2 separate regions of the Homo sapiens genome follow, and region 2 is linked to region 1. Evidence: read pairs that join two places in POLR2A ChIA-PET (ENCODE). Cell type or tissue: B cell. All regions are shown on one strand.

Region 1 (8,000 bases):
CTGTAAAATGATCTGGTAAGACCTCCATCAGTCAAGATTGCAATCGGCTACATGTAACAAAAAACCAGTAAGCCGTGGCTTCAGTAAGGCAACAGGTGGTCTCTTACACATGAGAAGAAAAGGGAGGGAGGGCAGCTGGGGGCGGCGCCACTGTTGGGGGGTGCAGGGACAGGGAGCAGGCTCCTTCTGACTCCTCATCTTGCTGTCCCCAGCATGTCACTCTCAGCCTCATGCTCCCAAGATGACGGTTGCACCCCCTGATATGACATTTATATTCCAAGTACAAGAGAAGGGTAGAAGAGGTGTGCCCCATTTATTTATTAGGAAAACAATAGCTTCGCCAAAAGGTCCCATCCCCCATCCCCTGCAAACTTCCTCTTCCCTCACACTGGCCATAATCAGATACATCCTTAGTTTAGCTGCGTGGGAATCCAGGAAAGTAAGCTTTTTGGATTAGTATCCTGCCACCCCAACAAATGTGGACCTCTCTCAAGGAATCAGAAGAGGATGGGTTTGGATTTGACAACCAGCAGTGGAGCCTGAGGTGCCTGGCCCTGGAGTAACCCAGAGCAGGAGTGCGGGATTCTCCCACTGCGGGCCTGACTTCTGGTTTGTGATGTCCAGGAATGCCACTGCTTTGTGCCCTGTTTCTTCATCTGCATGTTGAGAGTGATGCCCCCTGCTGAGGAACACTTGGGAGAAGCTTTAAAACCTGGCTGGGAAGGACTTTGAAATACATCCCACCCCATAGGAGAGCTGAGGCTGGCTTTTGTTTGGAAAATTGTCGGGTTTTCTTCAAGTGGAGCCCAGCCGAACTAGCCGATTGACTGCCAGAGCCCAAACATACTGCCCTGAGACGGCTCATTTATTCACCTCTCTCCCTCCCGCTCGAGTCTGAACAGTGTGGGGGCTGAGAGTGGGAGTGATGGCTGCGGCTCTGCGGCCAGCATCTGGCACAGCGCCCAGCACCCACCAGGTACCCGGCTGAGGATTGACTGCCTTGCTTCTGAGCACCTCTTGATCTGAGGAGCAGTCAGATCTTCCCCAGTCGGTCCCTTCTCTGCACCAGCACCACCCTCCTTCTGGGCTAGGCCACTCTTGCCCCCACGTGGGTGGCTACCCTGGCCTCCTGATGAAGCCTCTGTACCCTCGGCAGGTCACGATCTCCATGACAGCCAGTCGGGCCACTGCCCCCCTAAACCTGCCATGGAGGTCAACTCCAGATTCCTGAACACTGTGGCATCCTTGCACCTGTTTTTCCTCCATCCCCCTCACCCACTCACACCCCTTTCCATGGCCAACTTCTCATCCTTCAGGGCTTAAACACCACCCCTTCCATGCCATCTTCCTTGGCCACCCACTCTCCAGCACCCTGCTCCCATCCTTCGTCAGTTTACCCCTTCCTTCTCTTGCTTTAGACTGATTTGTGTGCTTAAGTGCATTTAATTAATGTTTGTTTCCTCCTTTAGTCAGTGGACAGAGAAGGGGGCTATCGTGGTTACTGCTTTGTTACTTATCACATAGTAAGATCTCAGGAAATACTCACCTAGTGAATGGAAGTAAATCAAATGAATGAAAACTTGTTTGGTTTTTTTTCCCCCTGATTTTGAAACATTCACTGAAAGTAATATGAAAAAATATGGAAAGGGGCCAGGCGTGGTGGCCCACACCTGTAATTCCAACACTTTGGGAGGCGGGTGGATCACTTGAGGTCAGGAGTTGGAGACCGCCCGGAGCAACATAGCCAGACCTCCTCTCTACAAAAAATTTAAAAAATTAGTCAGGCATGGTGGTACACACCTGTATTCTCAGCTACTGACAGAATGAGACCCTGTCGTTAAAAAATATATATGGGGACCGGGCGCGGTGGCTCAACGCCTGTAATCCCAGCACTCTGGGAAGCCGAGGTGGTGGATCACTTGAGGTCAGGGGTTCGAGACCAGTCTGGCCAACATGGCGAAACCCCGTCTTTACTACAAATACAAAAATTAGTCAGGCATGGTAGTGGGCGCCTGTAATCCCAGCTACTCAGGAGGCTGAGGCAAGAGAATTGCTTGAACCCAGGAAGCGGACGTTGCAGTGAGCTGAAATCCCACCACTGCATTCCAGCCTAGAGTGCACTCCAGCAAGACTCCATCTCAAATATATATATATATGTATATATATGTGTATATATGTGTATACATATATACACACACACACACACGTATATATATACGTATATATATGTATATATATGGGAAGGTATAAAGAACAGATTTTCGAAAACCACTAGTAGCCCCAGCATCAAATTATCGAGTCTTTCCTGTCTTTTTTTCTGGGAATGCATCTGCATAGCCTATAGATGTTTACTGTCCTAGGGGTTGATAATTTCTTTAATGGTACTCCTGGTGTTGCTCATTGAGGTTGGGTTTTTTGCCTGTTATAAAGGATACTATGAATTTTTCTGCATCTCTTATTATTTATTTAGGATTAATTTACAGAAGTAGCATTCCTGGTTCAGAGGGTGAGAACTTTTTTTTTTTTCTTTTGAGACAGAGTCTCGCTCTGTCGCCCAGGCTGGAGTGCAGTGGCGCAATCTTGGCTCACTGCAAGCTCCGCCTCCCAGGTTCATGCCACTCTCCTGCCTCAGCCTCCCGAGTAGCTGGGACTACAGGCACCCACCACCACACCTGGCTAATTTTTTTTTATTTTTTATTTTTTATTTTTTAGTAGAGACAGGGTTTCACCATGTTAGCCAGGATGGTCTCGATTTCCTGACCTCGTGATCCACCCACCTCGGCCTCCCAAAGTGCCGGGATTACAGGCCTGAGCCACCATGCCCGGCCTGAGAACACTTTTTAAAGCTCTTGCCAAATTGCCCCTAGAAAGGGATCACCACTGGGAACATTAAAAAAGAAAGAAGTCTGTTGTCCTGGGGAGTGGCCAGTTTCCTGGTGTGCTGGGCTCATCGGGCTCCTGGAGAGCCATTTTCCTGGTCTCCTGAGGGCCTGGTGTCCCCTTCCAGCCTGCTGTGCTCTGCCTGGCCTGGGTTGCAGTCCCGGAGCAGGATGTTTGATTATGGTGTTGAGCAAACAGAACAGCAGGCCCTCGCCATCTGCCAGCTGGTCCCTCGGGCTTGAGAAGAGCTTCACATCCAGCGAGGGTCATAACTAGAGCCTTTCTAGAGCCTTCTGTGGTGCTGCTGAAGGGTGGGGCTGGAGTGCTCATTCCTAACAGTAGCCTGGCCCCACAACCCCCATTCCCACACACCTCTCCCCACTGGGAAGGAAGACAGGTGCCCCCCTGCATGTCTCAGGTGGGTAGAGGCGCCTCCCCTCTGTCCCCAGCTGTCACATATGGAGAGTTGTCCTGAAACTGCCTCTGTGAGGGTGCCCCGCTCTCCCTGACTCCCTCTGGGCTCGGAGGGAGTGCACATTCCCCCAGGCAGCCCGCAATGTTTGTGTTCATCCAGGCGAAGTGGCCCTGCAGGTTCTGGGAGTGGAAATCTCTTATAGGAGAGAGAAAGTGAATCTCAAGCTATGGCATGAGAGTGACTGGGGTGGCACAGAGGGTGATCAAACAGCTGAGTTTTTTGTTGTTTTGTTTTGTTTTTTAAGACAGAGTCTTGGCCAGGTGCGGTGGCTCACGCCTGTAATCCCAGCACTTTGGGTGGCTGAGGCAGGTGGATCACTTGAGGTCAGGAGTTCTAGAGCAGCCTGGCTGGCATGGTGAAACCCTGTCTCTACTAAAAATAGAAAATTAGCCAGGCGTGGTGGTGCATGCCTGTAATCCCAGCTTACTGGGGAGGCTGAGGCAGGAGAATCACTTGAAACCAGGAAGCAGAGGTTACAGTGAGCTGAGATCCCGCCACTGCACTCCAGCCTGGGTAACAAGAGTGAAACTCTGTCTCAAAAAAAAAAAAAAAAAAAAGACAAAGTCTTGCCCTGTCACCCAGGTTGGAGTGCAGTGGCACCATCATAGCTCAAGTGATCCTCCCGCCTCAGCTTCCTGAGTAGCTGAGTCTACAGGTGCATGTCACCATACTCAGCTCATTTTTTTTTTTTTTGGTAGAGATGGGGTCTCACTGTTGCCCAGGCTGGTTTCAAACTCCTGGGCTCAAGCTATGCTCACTGCCTCAGCCTCCCAAAGGGCTTGTATTACAGGTGTGAGCCACCATGCCCAGCAAACAGCTGAGATTTTTTTTTTTTTTTTTTTTTGAGACGGAGTCTCGCTCTGTTGCCCAGGCTGCACTATCTCGGCTCACTGCAGCCTCCACCTCCCAGGTTCAAGTGATTCTCCTGCCTCAACCTCCTGAGTAGCTGGGACTACAGGTGCCTGCCACCACGCCTAGCTAATTTTTGTATTTTTCATAGAGATGGGGTTTCACCATGTTAGCTGAGATTTTAAAATACATTTGTATACATTTTAAAGTTGCTTATGTCATACAAGAGTAAAATCTCACTGTTTAAAAATAACTCATGCAATACAAAAGACTTTAAAATTCTGTTATTGTGAAATGGAACATACATACAGACAAGCATGTAAAACGTGAATACACAGTTTACCGAAGAATTCCAAAGCAAGCACTCAGGTAACCCGGGTCCAGAAAGAGAACCTGCTGGCAGCCTGGAACCCCCATGGGCTCTGGCCACCAGAACCCTTTTTTTTTCCTTTTTTTTGAGACAGAGTCTCACTCTGTCACCCAGGCTGGAGTGCAGTAGTGCAATCTCCGGTCACTGCAGCCTCCGCCTCCAGGTTCAAGCAATTCTCCTGCCTCACCTCCCAAGTAGCTGGGATTACAGGCACCTGCCACAACACTTGGCTAATTTTTGTACTTTTAGTAGAGACGAGGTTTTGCCATGTTGGCCAGGCTGGTCTCGAACTTCTGAGCTCAGGTAACCCGCCCACCTCAGCCTCTCAGAGTGCTGGGATTACAGGCATGAGCCACCGCACGTGACCAGAACCCTCTTTCTAAAAGCAACTGCTCTCTGCACTTCACAGTCACCATTTCCTGGCATTGTGAAAGCTGTGTTCCCTAGATGAGCAACTCTAAATAACGTGGTTCCAGTTTACCTAGTTTTGAACTTTATATAAAAACAGTTGTGAACTGTATATGTTGTTCTGTCTGGCTTTTTCACTTAGTATCATGTCCGAGAGGTGCATTCTAGTTTGGAGTTAATGCATTTCTGGTCCTAAAGCCCATTTTCCTTGATAAACAGACAAGCTTTATGAGTTCTAATATTTGTACATTTTGTTTAATGAGTATTAGAAAAAAAATAAAACGAATCCAACATGGATATTCTTAAGGGTTTAGGCAGTGAGTTGGTTGAAAGGATCACGTTCAGTAAATAATAGTACAGGTGGGCTGCGGCTATGCCTGAGCAGAGGTGCGTGACTTTGGACAGTTTGGGAGCCCCAGTGGTGAGGACAGAATGAATGCACAGATGGCACACACCGTCGCTCCCCTCCCTGAGAAACCACTGTTACCTCTGGGCCTCTGCCTCCCAGATCTTTGCTCTGCAATGAGCTTGGTAGGTAGATAAAAGTATAAAATATGTAGCTTGAAAGATTTTTAAGTGCTAACTTTTTTTTTGAGACAGAGTTTCGCTCTTGTTGCCCAGGCTGGAGTGCAATGGCCTGATTTTGGCTCACCACAGCCTCTGCCTCCCGGGTTCAAGTGATTCTCCTGCCTCAGCCTCCCGAGTAGCTGGGATTACAGGGGTGTGCCACCACACCCAGCTAATTTTTGTATTTTTAGTAGAGACGGGATTTCATCATGTTGGCCAGGCTGGTCTGAAACTCCTGACCTCAGGTGATCTGCCCGCCTCAGCCTCCCAGAGTGCTGGGATTACAGGCGTGAGCCACCTCACCCAGCCTTAAGTACTAACTTCTTAAATGTGGGAGTATGCTTTTCTTCCGAATTAGTACTTCTTGGGGTTTCTAGGTTTGTTCTCTGATTAAAGTAACCAAATCCCTTGTAATATTGCACTTCAGGGTGGGGTAAGAATGGGCCAGGCAGACCCTGCCTGGAATACAGGGAACTCAGGGGCCAGGACAATGCGGCACATGCCAGTGACTCTTTTATTTAGCACATGGTTTGGTATCTGCCTCCTGATTTTTTTTTTCTTTTTAGAGATGGGGTCTCGCTATGTTGCCTAGGCTGGTCTTGAATTCCTGGCCTCAAGTCATCCGCCTGCCTCGACCTCCCAGCGTGCTGGGATTACAGGTGTGAGCCACCGTGCCCAGCCTTTCTTTTTCTTTCTTTTGTTTTCTATAATAATCTTGGCCAATTCCTTAGCTTCCCTCCCTCCCTGCAGATGTTGAGAACTTGGAATCTGGGAGGAGGTGACCAGAGGGGCCAGGCAGAAGCTGCCTGGGACACATCCTTAGTGGTGAGTTGACGTGGGGTTGTGACTCAGAAGCCAGAAATGTGCAGGGCCCTGGCCATCTGTGTGCACACGTGTGCAAGAGATATAGAGAAAAACAGAATGAGAGACAGACAAGGACAGGGCCGTGGAGAGACAGGTACAGGGATGCAGAGGGGTAGGGGGACAGGAGTACAGAGAGATGGAGCAGGGACAAGAAACATGGGACAGAGATGGGGCGGAGATGAAGAGAGATGGGAACAGGCCCCTGAGACATGAGACCTGTTGGCTGGTTAACTAGCTGGTTGGCTGTTTGGGTAATGGATTAGTTAACTGGTCGGTTGGTTATCTAGTTGGCTGGCTAATTGGTTATCTGGTTGGTTTGGGATTTTTGAGTTTTGTTTTTTTTTTTCATGGATTCAGAAAATACTAGTGGAAGATTCACCCTGTTGATGGCCCTGTTTTGGATGCTGGAGATAGACCAGTGAATGGTGGCTTGCTGGCATTTGGGTGTTGGATTGCTGCTCCCCACCCCTCACCCCGATGAGTGCACTGTGAGTGCAGGTGCTGTTGAAAGGATGTATCGCGTGCTTGCCATGTGCCCCTTAGTATGGGAGTGCCCTATGGGGATCATCTTGCTGGATCTACCAGCAGTCTCACGAGGTGGCACTTACCCCCTCTGGTACATATTAGGGCCAGAATTTGATCCTAGGCAATCTGGCTCCAAAGCATAAGCCTAATTTCTGCCTTAAGTCACCCAGGAGTGGAGTGCAGGCATTTATTAAGTGCCCCGGTGTTCATGGCTCTATCCCCAATCTTTAGAGATGACAGTGGTTTTAATGGCCATAGATTTGACCTGCCTGGGTTCAAGTCCCTCTTCTGCTTTCCCTCACTGGGTGCTCTTCAACAGGAACATGCTGCTCTGAGCCTCCCTGTTCCCTTCTGTAAAGTGGGGAGAACAGTAGGGCCTTCCTCCTCAGGATGCTGTGTGGGCTCAGTGGAGCCAGGTTTGAGGCCAGTCCTGAGTGGGGGCTGCCATTGCTATGTGCAGCTTAGGGAGCTTGACCACAGGGCAGGATGCCCACTTGGGCTCATGGTTCTGTAAATGCCAGTTTTTGCTCTCATTTTATTATTATTATTATTTTTTTTTTTGAGAAAGAGTCTCACTCTGTTGCCCAGGCTGTAGTGCAGTGGCACTACAGTGATCTCAGCGCACTGTAACTGCTGCCTCACGGGCTCAAGCGGTTCTCCTGCCTCAGCCTCCTGAGTAGTTAGGATTACAGGCGTGCATCACCACACCCGGCTAATTTTTGTATTTTTAGTAGAGACAGAGTTTCACCATGTTGGTCAGGCTGGTCTTGAACTCCTGACCTCAGGTGATCCGCCTGCCGTGGCCTCCCAAAGTGCTGGGATTACGGCCTGCTCTCATTTTTGACAACAGATGTTCTCAAATGGGGTGGCCCCATGAGTTGTCACGAGGGCAGACTCGAGTCAGCCAATCCCAGGTTCAGATTCCGGCTCCTCCTCCCCTTCTCTTTGTGGCCCTCTCTGAACCCCATTGTGAAGCACGGGTGACAGTAGCAGGTGATTAGAAGCTTCAGTGCAATGGTTTGTGTTATGGTGTCATGTGCTCTGCACAGGGCCTGGCTCCCC
Region 2 (8,000 bases), 100 kb before region 1:
ACACTTGAACGCGAGCTGATGGCGGGCTTGGTTCTAGGGCCTGCCTCGCCTCTGTCATGAAGGCTGCGCGGGGCCCTTCTGTGCCGAGACTGGCGCTTGCTCCCCACAAGCCCGTCTGCTGCTCCCTCCGCTGCGAGCCCTCCCAGGTCTGATCCGCCTGTCCCCAGTACCCCGGCATGCGGCACTTTTCCTTCTTCTCTTGTGAAAGGCAGATCTGGAAGAAGCTTCTGGGGAAATGCTGTGTTTGTGTCTGGTTATATCTATTCCCCAGACGGTGATTCTTAAACCTGGCTGTGGGTTGGCATCACCTGGGGAATCTTGGTAACAGTTGGGATTCTCTGGCTTCACTCCTGGAGCATCTGCTCCCGCAGGTGGAGAGGAAGATCATCTGCTGGTTTGGCCGCCCTACAACCATTCACCATTCTTTTGGGGTTTTCCTGTTGGGAACTGCTCTTCCTCCATCCCGTCCGTTCACTTACTGAGACCGCTGTGTGCAATTTATTATTTACCCCAGGCACTGGGGATATGGCAGGGAATCTGGAATATGCCCTTGAAACTGGAATTGTGTCTGTCCGTTAGATCACAGTACCGTAAGGCTGTCACTTTCTGATTTTTATAATTGTACTGTGATCCAGAGATTCTTCTTAGGAAATACCCACATCTTGAGGGGTTACAAACAAGAGCAAATTAACTGGAAAAGGGAAGCAAACCAGTGTTGGCTGAACAAACATGAAAATGACTACAATGTTTATCTTCAGTTTTGGGAGAATTGTCATGAAGACTCAACCACAGTGTCATCCTTTGTACAGAATAGGATTCTAATCAGGAGACCAGTGCTCATGTGCACAGCTTTGAGTGTGAAGATCTAAAAATTTTAGTTGGTAGGATGATTACAGATTATTTTCATCTTCCTCTTTACAGATTATTTTCATCTTCCTCTTTAAACTTTTGTATATTTTTCACATTTTCTAGAAGGAAGTTTTAGAAACAGAAGTGGGAAAAAAAACAACTTAAAAAAAGCCCCGGGCCAGGCGCAGCGGCTCACACCTGTAATCCCAGCACTTTGGGAGGCTGAGGTGGGCGGATCACGAGGTCAGGAAATAGAGACTATCCTGGCCAACACAGTGAAACCCCGTCTCTACTAAAATGCAAAAAATTAGCCGGGCATGGTGGCGGGCGCCTGTAGTCCCAGCTACTCGGGAGGCTGAGGCAGGGGAATCACTTGAACCCAGGAGGCGGAGGCTGCAGTGAGCCGAGATCACACCACTGCACTCCAGCCTGGCGACAGAGCAAGACTGTCTCAAAAAAAAAAAAAAAAAAAAAAAGCCCCACTGTTGTGGAATGTCCTGGTCTACCTGGTTTGGACTTAGAAATGCCTTAGGAGTAGCCTGGGCAGTTCAGGTCATTCCTTATCTTCCTGCCATAGGGATTGGTTCAAGGAAGGGAGGAGGTGAGTCAGTCCAATCAGAATTAAGACAGGTCTTTCTCTGGAGCTCCCAGGAAAGAAGAGGAGCTTTCTTCCTATGGAGGTGCCAAGTTGTAGAGTGTAAGCTTAATGCTGCTGGGGGCCTGGGGACCATCTTTGCTCAGAGGGTCGAGTGGAAAGGAGATGGAAATAATTCATTACAGACAAATTCTTTGGGTAACTGAACTTCTCAGTAATGGGAGCCAAAACATTGGCCCTTTTTCCCCTCAAGTCAGTTTGAATTGGGTCTCTGCCACTTGCAACCGAAAGAGTCCTAAGTAATACAGTAATTTTAGTGGACCCTAGAATCTATATTTAAATTTAAAAAATTCTCTGCCAGGCGCAGTGGCTCATGCCTGTAATCCTAGCACTTTGGGATGCCGAGGTGGGTAGATCACTTGAGGCCAGGAGTTCAAAACCAGCCTGGCCAACATGGTGAAACCCTGTCTTTACTAAAAATGCAAAAACTAGCCAGGTGTGGTGGCAGGCACCTGTAATCCCAGCTACTCAGGGGGCTGAGGCAGGAGAATTCCTTGAACCCGGGTGGTGAAGGTTGCAGTGAGCCAAGATCGTGCCATTGCACTCCAGCCTGAGGAACAGAGTGAGACTCTGTCTCAAAAATAAAATAAAATATAAAAATAAATAAATAATTCTCCAGAAATGATTTGTATGAATCAGATATTTGAGAACCACTTTGCTAGACTTTCCTGAGTGGCGGTTCTTAGCTTTATGTGATCAACAGACTGGCCTGGGGAACTTGTTAAAATACAGCAGCTCTGTTCCACATTGCTGGAGATTCTGGTTTGGGGCCTGAGGCCTGGGTATCTGCATTTTGAACACCATCCTGGGTGATTGCATACACTTCAGAGTGTGTGTATGCACAGAGGATTCTTGGCCGGGCACGGTGGCTCACGCCTGTAATCCCAGCACTTTGGGAGGCCGAGGTGGGTGGATTACAAGGTCGGGAGATCCTGGCTAACATGGTGAAACTCCGTCTGTACTAAAAATACAAAAACAATTAGCCAGGCGTGGTGGCGGAGGCCTGTAGTCCCAGCTACTCAGGAGGCTGAGGCAGGAGAATGGCGTGAACCCGCATTCTCAGCTTACAATCCTATCCATAGAGGGGGCCCAGGATCCTTCTCAAATGAATGAAAGTAGAGTTTAAGTCTGCAGTTTTTTTCCTCTTTGGAAAAAAACATTCCTTTCCTGCCCATGACCCAGCCTTGCACACTGGCCGCTAAACCTGGCGTATCGCATCATGTTTCAGGAGGAATTTGGTCAGATCTGTGCACTTTATTAGGATAATGGTTGACCCAGTGTGTACCTCCCCAGGTAACTTTGGAAAGAGCTGGATAGAGTTCATGACCAATTCGGAACAAAGTCTGCTCTTAGGAGGAATTTTGCTAATAGTGGGAAATATTCAAGAGGGTAATCACTGACTTAGTTCAAGGTAATTTAAGGTGAATGCATTCCTCATGTGTGTGTGTGTGTATGTGTGTGCATGCGTGCCAAACTTACTTGAGGTGAAGGAGGGGCGAAAGCCCTTTTACTCGAATGAAAGGAAATCTTTTGAATTGACCTATCGGTTCAGAAAATCCCTTTTCAAATCTTCCCTTGAGCAGCTTTGCTTTTGAGGCCCCTGAAAGCTGGGAAAGAAGGGGCTGTGAGGCCTGACTGACTCCTCGCTGCTGGCTGTACCCCCAGGCACGTGTGATTTTGCCATTGTCTGAAATCTTGCTTTCCCCAGAATTTGTGCCCCATGCTGAGTTCCTACAGCTCAGCCACCAGGAATTAGGGCATGGGTTAGCCAGGATTATTCAAATTTAATCTGATCATCGTTAAACATTTTTGCTTGCATCCTCCCCAAAAGAATTTTGATAAGCCCCTGTATACCTCCTTGTACACTGTAAAGCTAACATCTAAAATAAGCTTATGGTAACTTTAAATTTGTCTTATTTGTGGGAGAAGAAAATAGTACACATTTTGAAGGTCGAATGTAATTGAAATATTTTATGATGTGGTTAGATAAAAAAAAGTTTTTACTACCTTATTGAGTAAAGTACACAGAAGCTGAAAGCAATCATGTAAATTTTTCCCTGGGAATTTTTTCTTGGTGGATCTAGAAAAATTCAGTGGTCCTGAAAAATGTTCCCTTTGAACAAATCAGAGCCACTAACCTATACTGCTTTGACATTCATGATCCTACTATGGTTCAGAAAATCCTATTTTTAAAGCCCAGTTTCATGTTTGGCAGAAAGATACTTAAGTCAGGGAAAGACAGGCAAGTCTGGGGGTTTAAGTAGCTTTTTATTGTTCACTAAAGGCTACTTCCCCGAAACCAATATTGATGTTGTGTGTTTGGAGTCCTGGAGGTTTACACACCTCTCGGTCGTGCTCCTTGGGAAAATGGGGGAGTGCACAACAGCGGGTGGGCAGTGGGGAAGGAGACAGGCTGGTTTGCAGCCAGATCAGTTTTAGGAAGAGGAACTTGTGGATGTTGAGGATCTGAACATTGCTTCCCTTGAAAACACTGTTTTCAAGATACTCCTGTATCTGTTAAGTTTCCGTAAACCCCTAGTGATAAGCACATCCAAGCGTGAAGCCTCTCGGCTTTAAGAACCAGGCGGTTTCATATGGAGTGGGAAGTCCAGAGGTGATTAGGTTACAGAAGTTGTCACCACCACCGCCTGTATGTGTGTATATATACACACGTGCCATAAAAGTCACCCATTCAGAATATGCAATTCAGGCTGGGCGCAGTGGCTTATGCCTGTAATCCCAGTACTTTGGGAGGCCAAGGCAGGCAGATCTCTTGAGGCCAGGAGTTCGAGACCAGCAAGGACAACATGGTGAAACCCTGTCTCTACTAAAAATACAAAAATTAGCCAGGCATTGTGGTGCATGCCTGTAGTCCCAGGTACTTGGGTAGCTGAAGCACGAGGATTGCTTGAACACAGGAGGCGGGGGTTGCAGTGAGCCGGGATCACACCACTGCACTCCAGCCTGGGTGACAGAGTGAGATGCTGTCTCTCAAAAAAAAAAAAAAAAAAAAAGGCCAGGCATGGTGGCTCACACCTGTAATCCTAGCACTTTGGCAGGCCGAGGTGGGTAGATCACCTGAGGTCGAGAGTTTGAGACCAGCCTGACCAACATGGAGAAACCCCGTCTCTACTAAAAATACAAAATTAGCCAGGTGTGTTGGCACATGCCTGTAATCCCCGCTACTCAGGAGGCTGAGGCAGGAGAATCGCTTGAACCTAGGAGGCGGAGGTTGCCGTGAGCCAAGATCGCACCATTGCATTCCAGCCTGGGCAACAAGAGCAAAACTCTGTCTCAAAAAAAAAAAAAAAGAGTATGCAATTCAGCTGTTTTTGGTAAATTTGTGAAGCTGCATAACTATCACCACAATCCAGTTTTAGAATATTACCACCACCCCAAAAGATATCCATCTTGTACCTCTTTGCAGGCAGTCCTTGCTTCCACGCCTAGGCCCAGGCTACCACTAACCTGCTCTTTGTCTCTGTAGATTTGCGTTTCCTGAACATTTCAAATACATGCAGTCATACAGTATGTAGTCTTTTCTGTACCAGGCTTCCGTCACTTAGCATAATGTTTCTGCGCTTCCTCCAGGTGATAGCTCATATCAGTCGTTCATTTGTTCTTATTGCTGAATAATATTCTATTGTATGGGTAAACCACATTTTGTTTATTCGTTAACCATGAATGGATAATTTCATTACCATTATTCGTTAATGGATACTTGGATTGTTTCCAGTTTGGGCTAGTATGAGTAGTGCTGTTATAGACATTTATGTTCAGGTCTTTGTGTGGACATGTTTTCATTTCTGCTCAGGAGTGGAATTACTGGGTCATTTGGTAACTCTGTTTAAGTTTTTAAGAAACTGCCAGATTGTTTTCCAAAGTGGCTGCGCCATTTTCATAGATAGGGTCTCATGATGTTGTCCAGGCTGGAGTACAATGGCTATTCACAGGCGTGATCATGGCGCACTACAGTATCAAACTCCTGGGCTCAAGCTGTTTTCCCGCTTCAGCCTCCTGAATAGTTGGGACCACAGGTGCGTGCCACCGCCCCTGGCTGGGGTCCAGTATTTCTTTATCCTCACCAACGCTTATTGTTACAGCCATCCTGGTGGGTGTGCAGTGGTATCTCATTGTAGTTGTGATTTGCATGTCTCTGATGACTAATGCTGTTGATCATCTTTTTATGTGCTTATTGGCCATTCGTGTATCTTCTTTGGTGAAATATGTATTTGTATTGTTTGCCTATTTCTTAATCTTGTTATTTCATTGAGTTGTAAGAGTTCTTGATATGTTCTGGATAACACTCATCAGATATGTAGTTTGCAAATATTTTTTCCCAGAAAATATTTTTATTTTTTTAGTCATGCCTTTGGAAGTATAAAAGTTTTGTTTTTTTTTTTTTTTGAGACTGAGTCTCACTCTTGTCACCCAGGTTGGAGCAGTGGCACAATCTCGGCTCACTGCAATCTCTGCCTCCCGGGTTCAAGCAATTCTCCTGCCTCAGCCTCCTGAGTAGCCGGGATTACATGCACACGCCACCATGCCCAGCTAATTTTTGTATTTTTAGTAGAGATGGGGTTTCGCCATGTTGGCCAGGCTGGTCTTGAACTCCTGACCTCAAGTGATCCGCCCACCTTGGCCTCCCAAAGTGTTGGGATTACAGGTGTGAGCCACCACGCCCACCCTAATATAAAAGTTTTTAATTTTGGAAATTCCGTTTATCAATTAGTCTTTTATGGATTGTGCTTTTGGTATTATATTTAAGAACTCTTTGACCCAGTATCATGAAGTTCTTCTTTCATGTTTTCTCCTAGAAGTTGCATACTTTTAACTCTTGCCTTTGAATCTATCATTAATTTTGATATCATTTTTGTGTATTACATAAGGGGCCTAAATTTATCTTTTTGCGTATTAATATCCAATTATCCCAGCTCCATTTGTTGAAAAAAAGACCATTTTCCTCCACTGAATTAGGTAGCACTATGGTAAAAGTCATTTGATTATTAATATAAGGGTTTGTTTCTTCTGATCTATTGGTTTAAATGTCTATCCTACTGCTAGTGCCACAGTCTTCATTACTGTAGCTTTAAAGTTACTTTAGAAATCGGGAAGTGTTAAGTCCTCACCTTGTTTTGTTTTCCAAAATTGTTTTGGCTTGTGTGGGTCCTTTGCATACTGACAAGTTTTCAGATCACCTTGTCAATATCTGCACAAAAGCCTGCTGGGATTTGATAGACTGTGTGTTGACTCTACATGTCAATATGGTGAGAATTGCCATATTAATGTTTAGTCTTCCAGTTTGTGTACAAAGAATGCTTCTCTGTTTATTTAGATTGTCTTTAATTTCTTTCAGCTTTTCAGTGCTTGTAGCTTTCAGTGTACAAGTCTACACTTATGTTAAATTTATTCTTATGTATTTTTTTTATGCTATTGTGAATGGAATTTTTTTTTCTTTTTTTTCTTTTTTCTTTTCTTTTGAGACAGGATCTCACTGTTACCCAGTCTGGAGTGCAGTGGCACAATCATGGCCTTTTGGGCTCAAGCAGCCCTCCCATCTCAACCTCCTGCATAGCTAGGACTATAGGCACATGTCACCATGCCCAGCTAATTTTTAATTTAATTTAATTTATTTTTTGAGACAGAGTCTTCTGTTGCCCAGGCTGGTGTACAGTGGCATAATCACAGCTCACTGCAGCCTCGACTTCTGAGCTCAAGTGATCCTCTCACCTTAGCTTCTGGAGTAGCTGTGACTATAGGCATGCATCACCATGCCTGGCTAATTTTTTTTTTATTTTTGTGGAGGCAGGGTTTTGCCGTGTTGCCCAGGCTGGTCTTGAACTCCCAGGCCCAAACAGTCCTCCTGCCTCAGCCTCCAAAAGTGCTGGAATTACAGGCATGAGCCACCATATCTGGCCTAAAAAGTATCTTATTTAGTGGAGATATTTGGAGATAGGATGCCACACTTTGTATGATTTCAGTCCTTTAAAGTTTTTTTTACCTTTTCTTTTGAAATAATTTCAGTCTCACAAGAAGTTGCAAAAATACTACAAATAGGCTGGGCATGGTGGCTCATGCCTGCAATCCCAGCCCTTTGGGAGGCCAGGGTAGTTGGATTGCTTCAGCCCAGGAGTTTGAGACCAGCCCAGGCAACATGGCAAAACCCTGCTCTATAAAAAATTAGCTGGGCATGGTGGTGTGCACCTGTAATTTGAGCTACCAGGGAGGCTGAGGTGGGAGGATCACCTGAGCCCAGAGGGATCAAGGCTGCAGTGAGCCATGATTGTGCCACCACACTCCAGCCTGGGCAACCGAGTGAGTCCCTGTCTGAAAACAAAAAACAAAAACTACAAATGTTTATCTACATGTGAAAGAATGAAGTTGGACCCTTACCTCACACCATATACAAAAATTAACTCAAAGTAGATCATAGACCTAAATGTAAGAGTTAAAATTATAAAATTCTTAGAAGAAAACATAAGATTATATATTTGTG

The links. Peaks named below come from ENCODE experiments on the same cell type or tissue, not always from the same donor. Only the 100,000 strongest peaks of a DNase experiment are listed, where the experiment ranks them.
Region 2: POLR2A ChIA-PET joins it to region 1 with 9 read pairs; 5 of 35 experiments call an interaction of 5 or more read pairs at or near these places.

What each region holds. Positions count from the first base shown.
Region 1 is chr19:38,055,134-38,063,133 of GRCh38, forward strand. All of the region lies in intron 2 of SIPA1L3 (signal induced proliferation associated 1 like 3), which reads left to right. Among named protein-coding and RNA genes, the nearest start is that of SNORD152, 100 kb to the right of the region's middle. RefSeq lists an enhancer at 423-993. In B cell, no CTCF peak of the experiment used is centred here; a DNase peak (open chromatin) is centred at 4,978; H3K4me3 peaks cover 366 bases; H3K27ac peaks cover 5,393 bases.
Region 2 is chr19:37,950,592-37,958,591 of GRCh38, forward strand. All of the region lies in intron 1 of SIPA1L3 (signal induced proliferation associated 1 like 3), which reads left to right. Among named protein-coding and RNA genes, the nearest start is that of SIPA1L3, 47 kb to the left of the region's middle. In B cell, no CTCF peak of the experiment used is centred here; DNase peaks (open chromatin) are centred at 780 and 3,992; H3K4me3 peaks cover 1,237 bases; H3K27ac peaks cover 7,288 bases.